Regions from separate parts of the Homo sapiens genome. Here region 2 is linked to region 1. The links are chromatin loops, found by intact Hi-C in ENCODE. Cell type or tissue: Caco-2. All regions are shown on one strand. Links, peaks and the distances in the headings refer to the core of each region. The heading gives the core; the rest is flanking DNA.

Region 1 (2,768 bases), core at 1-2,500:
AAAGACTTAACATGTGAAACCCAAAATTATAAAAACTCTGGAAGACAACCTAGGCAATACCACTCTGGACATAGGAACAGGCAAGGATTTCATGACAAAGATACCAAAAGCAATTGCAACTAAAGCAAAAGTTGACAAATGAGATCTAAATAAACTAAAGAGCTTCTGCACAGCAAAAGAAACTATCCACAGAGTAAACAGACAACCTACAGAATGGCAGAACATTTTCGCAAATTCTGCATCTGACAAAGGTCTAATATTCAGTATCTATAAGGAACTTAAACAAATTTACAAGAAAAAAACCCACCTCAATAAAAAGTGGGCAAAAGACATGAACAGACACTTTTCAAAATAAGACATACATGTGGCCAACAAACATGAAAAAAAGCTCAGCATCACTGGTCATTAGAGAAATGCAAACCAAAACCACAATGAGATACCATCCCACACCAGTCAGAATGGCTACTATTAAAAAGTCAAAAAAGAACAGATGCTGGTGAGGTCACAGAGAAAAAGGAACACTTTTACACTGTTAGTGGGAATGTAAATTAGTTCAATCATTGCAAAAAGCAGTGTGGTGATTCCTCAAAGACCTAAAAACAGAACTACCATTTAACCCAGCAATCTTATTAGCAGGTAAATATCCAAAGGAATATAAATTGCTGTATCATAAAGATACATGCACACATATGTTCATTGCAGCATTATTCACAATAGCAAAGACATGGTATCAACCTAAGTGCCCACTAATTGTAGACTGGAAAAAGAAAATGTGGTACATACACACCACGGAATACTATGCAGCCATAAGAAAGAACAAGATCATGTCCTTTGCAGGGACATGGATGGAGCTGGAGGCCATTATCCTTAGCAAACTAATGCAGGAACAGAAAACCATAGACAGCATGTTCTCACTTGTAAGTGGGAGCTAAATGATGAGAATACATGGACACAGAGGGGAACCACACACACTGGGGCCTACTGGAAGGTGGAGGCTGGGAAGAGGAAGGGGATTAGAAAAAATAATTGGTAGTAGGCTTAGTACCTGGGGAACAAAATAGTCCGTACAACAAATCCCTATGACACAAGTTTACCTACCTAACAAACCTGTACATGTCCCCCTGAACTTACAAGTTATAAAAAAAAAAAAAAAGATGACTGCCCTGTTGCCCTGCAAATCAGAGTCTGAGGAACAGCACAAGAAGGAGCACATTTCCTAATGGCTGGAGGTCCAATGGGCTACACTCAGGAACGGCCGGCTTCCTCAGCAGTGGGAATGCCATCTGCTGGGGGTAGGGGGGAACACAGGTTTTCTGGACACTAGTTGGCTTACTGAACTTTTGCCCAATGCTCAATAGCCACTGTGTCACTTGGGCTGAGAATGTTCCAGCGGGAGGTTCTCATGAGGGGGTTTAGACCTGACTTTGGGTTCTACTCTCATCTACTTGAAGCCTGCGGGGAACATCCCAACATTTGTGGAATACTGGTTGGTTTAATGGACTTCTTTTTCCCACCATCCCACCCTGCTCCCAACCCCTAAGGAGAAAACAAAGATACTTCCTACCCTGAAGAGGATCATTTTTAGGGATGTGAATTCACCAACCACTGCAGGTAAGAAGGCCAGTGCTGAGTATGGCTGAGTGTGGCTTTTGGTTTGGGCTTCTAATTTAAGAAAGACAGCTCAACAGTTTGTTGAAGCAACCTCCCTTCAACACTCGAGGAGTCTTAAGCTTTAAGAAGCAGGGGTGCATTGGCCCTAAGACTGCTAGGGAAGGATCACACTGACGGTCTGAGGCAGTCGGCTCTTCAGGGGGGCCCTGAGGAAGCCCCTGGCTAACAGGGCACCAATGAGTTAGTTCCAAGTGAGAAAAATGTTGAGTAGATCCCTTGACACACGCAGGCCACCCCCAAAGGCATCTGTCACTGTTAGGTAGCACTTGCACAAGCACCCTCAACAGGGCAGCCCCATTTGACTCGGGAGCAAACACATTCAGAGATGCTGAGTAATTTGCTTGAAGTCCCAGGGCCGGTAAGGACAGCTAGGCACTGCCATCGTGCCTGGCTTAAACAGGTAACCAAAGCCTGCAATGCCGCTCCTCAGGAGAGCAGCCAGCATGTGGCAAGACGTTAGAAACGAAATAACCACATCAATGACACAGATGCCAACAATAAACAGTGCTGCATTCTAGTAAGAAAAGGCCAAAACCAGACTCATGTTTATTGAAATGTAAGATTTAAATAATACTTTCAAACTTTTCTATCCTTTCAGTTCTGAACTTTGGTCTTAAGAAATTACTTTGGTATTCTGGTGTTGAGCAGTAGGAATTGTAGAAAAGTAGATTGTAAACTGGTTAGCACATAGAAAGCAAGACACAGTTGAACTAGCACTGAAAATGATTTGGAAACATTGGTTTCAGCCATTATAAAGACTAGAAGATTTTAATTTGTGATGCAGTTTGGGAAAAAAGTTGGCCAGTTGTAGCTCACAAGAAACATCATTTAATGGCACTGGGCCATAAACCATACGTGACGGTCTTGGTGGTTACGTGCCAGCAGGATGGCACGATGTTTACCTAAAAGGCATATTTAGATACAAACAAGTGAGCAAAGTTACCTGAGTGCAGAATGACTAACCTTTATTGTCCCTTGCTGTCTGTGCAAAGAGGCAACAGAACAGCAAAACAAGATCTGTCCAGGAAGATTGATGGCATTGGCCCGCCTGGCCAGAGCATCAGTGGCCACACTCCAAGCGACGTGGGGACCCTGCC
Region 2 (3,037 bases), core at 316-2,815, 72 kb before region 1:
ATGGCTATTTTAGAGATCAAGGAGGTAACTTCTTGACTGGCTGAAATACCATATTTAGTTCCTTTCAATATTCTGTGATTATTCTGCTCTCATGACAGAGGTTTACTCAAATGTACGTAGTTTTTTTTTTTTTCACGAGGCCCTCAGGTCTTTGGGAATGGCATCACACTTCACACTAACCTCTTAGTGTTATGCTCACCTTTAAATTAAAAAAAAAAAAGTTGAAGTATTTATTTTCTCTCCACTATGTTGTAAAATTTTCCACAATGGCAAATGCAAGTCATATAGTCTTGCAGGGAAGGAGAAGCAAGACTGATGATCTCCACGCTGGAGAGCTGCCTGTCTCCCTTTTTCTTCTCTTTCTTTTTCATTTCTTGGGCAGTGGGTAGGGGCAGTGGAAGTGAGGAGACAGAGGGCAGTGTCTATACTCTCTGGGCCCCTAAGCAAATCCCATCGCTGTCCAAAAGATGGAGCTGTTGTCCTGCAGCCAGGGTGGAGCCCTGTGGACCCTGCCGGAGATCCTGTTCCTAAAGGGAAGGCCAAAAATCACTTGTTGCTCATACTGGGAGTCCCTGTGTATGATACCTTAAACAGAGAAAAACGATCCTTAAAGGTAGGAGGAAGCCAAAGATGGCAAGAGGACGAATGGCTTCCGCAGCGGATATTCAAATATTACAGTTCTGTCACTTGGGCAGAGGATGGTTCATGGGGTTATCATACTCTCATATTTATGCTAAATAGAATAATTAGACTACAGGTGGTTCTAGAGATAATCACTAACCAAACCACCTCAGCCCTGGAAATGCTCACGCAACAACAAAACCAAATGCACCTGACAATTTATCAAAACAGACTAGCACTAGACTACTTATTAGCAGAAGAAGGTGGGGTCTGTGGTAAGTTTAATGTCTCTAATTGCTGTTTTAACATAGATGATAATGGAAAAAGCAGTTCTAGAAATTGCTTCAAACATCAGAAAAGTAGCCCAAGTACCAACTCAAACCTGGAAGGGATGGGACCTGGCAAACCTTCTGGGAGGGTGGTTCTCTAATTTAGGAGGATTTAAAACATGGGTAGGGACAGTAATCTTCATCATTGGGCTCCTCCTGTTTCTCCTGTGTTATCCCATTGATAATTAAAACATTGATAATAATTAAATAATAGCCATTAAAACATTGATAATAGCCATTAAAACATTGATAATAGCCATTAAAACATTGATAATAAAAGCCATTAAAACTTGTTGAAACTACAGTTAACCACCAGACAATTCAGACGTTGCTTCTGCTACAGTGACACAGTGGATACCAACCCGTCTCTCAAGAATACCCAAAAAATTAAGGTTTTCTTTTTCCAAGGTGCCCACGCCACCCCCTATGTCACACCTGCAGTAGTTATTGAGAAAGTTGCCCCTTTTCCCTTTTTTCTATAACCAAATAGGAATGAAAGATTCTCTCTGGGGCCTGAAAGTTTGAAGGGATGAGTATCTCCTCCCTTCTCAGGCCCAGTCCAAAGGCACAAGTCCACGTGAGTCAGCAGCGTGTGTCAGCAAGATAGCAGAATCAGGAAGAGAGCCAGCCAGAAGATACCTACCCTGGCTGGAAGACACGTACCCCTGAAGATTGAGAAGGAGGCCATCCGGGTACTACGTAGCAATCACATCAGACTGGGACACTTCCTGTTTACAGAGGACTATAAAACCCCTGTCCCGTCCTCCTTGGGGCTGATGTCATTTTAGGCCTCAGCCCACCTGCACCCAGGGGCTCATTAAACAGCATGTTGTTACACACACACACACACACACACACACACACACACACACACACACACACACAAAATCACTTGTTGCTTCTTCTACCTGAACATTTCAGACATGGCTGCCCTGGGATCAGTGTACCATTATGAAAATCATGGCAATTTTCAATGCTGGTCTTCAAAAGCTGGTGAAGAGTGAGAGAATGTTTTCATTTTCTCCCCAAACACAGTCTAACAGTATCTTCTGCTTTAACTGAAATACAGGGTCTGAAGTTAGCAAAGTCACCCGTGCTGCAGGACACTGCCTGGCTGGTGGGCAGTCGGCCTGTTGTGATGTGTGGCCCGAACTTGACCTTGAAAGTGGGGTAATAATGATCAATCCATCACCCTGCTTGCCTTGAGGCTGCTTCAGATCTAACAAGGAAAGCTTTGGAAGTCCCTGGAGCCCATGGACATAGGAGGGCCCACTGGCTGTCCAGGTGGCCACTTGGGTTCCTCTCCATCAGCAGCCCCCCTTCTTAGCCTGAGCAGACACCCCCAGCTGCCTGGGGATGCCAACTGCCTGTACTACCACCAGTAATCTCTCCTGCCTCTATTCACACATTAAATGCACTTTTTCAAAGCCTACTCAGTCTCTGGTAACTGCAACATTTGATAAGTATTTGAATGAGGACTTTAGAAACCAGGTTCCAATTTAATTTAAAACTTTTTACTTTCAATTAATTATAATTTCTCTAAAATTGAAATTTCTAGCAAGACTCAGGGGAGGCCAGGTAGACCTATTTAAGCATAGGAAGTCACTTGGACACCCTTAAAACCAGTGGTTTGCAACCTTGGCTACATATTAGAACAACCTGGGAAGCTTTCAAAACTCCCGATGCCACAGTGGGGCACCCCTGGCCAGGGCTACAGTATGAGTTTCCAGGGCTCCTTCATCTGTAAAAATATATTGAGACATTTTATGACTGCTTTGGTATAAAGAAAAATATGTTAATTTTGCATATTAAAACCTCTTCTTTGACGTAAAAGTCTGTTTTCTTCATTTGATTTCAAGGGAAATGTAAACCTTTTGTGTGTTCTAGGCACCGTGCCTAGTGGGTAAGTCAACTCTGCAGAGAAGGAGTTTATGGGGTGAACCCAGCCTTCAGCATTTTCTTAAGCTCCCCCAGGCCATCCTATTGCAAAGTCAAGGTAGATAACCATTTTCAACCATCTAGGACAGAAGGCCTACTTGGCTGGACTGGTCCTGGTGATCCAAAATAGCCTGGAGAGGTCTGGTTCC

The links. Peaks named below come from ENCODE experiments on the same cell type or tissue, not always from the same donor. Only the 100,000 strongest peaks of a DNase experiment are listed, where the experiment ranks them.
Region 2: a loop joins it to region 1, with 2.0 times the contacts of the local background. A loop is called at or near these places in 3 of 110 quality-filtered maps.

What each region holds. Positions count from the first base shown.
Region 1 is chr2:105,895,481-105,898,248 of GRCh38, reverse strand. No RefSeq gene overlaps it. Among named protein-coding and RNA genes, the nearest start is that of NCK2, 150 kb to the right of the region's middle. In Caco-2, for the core only: no CTCF peak of the experiment used is centred there; a DNase peak (open chromatin) is centred at 1,296.
Region 2 is chr2:105,967,182-105,970,218 of GRCh38, reverse strand. It overlaps LOC105373531 (a long non-coding RNA gene), which reads right to left. Exons shown (of 3, transcript XR_923144.3): 3 at 1-527. Among named protein-coding and RNA genes, the nearest start is that of ECRG4, 97 kb to the left of the region's middle. In Caco-2, for the core only: no CTCF peak of the experiment used is centred there; a DNase peak (open chromatin) is centred at 1,578.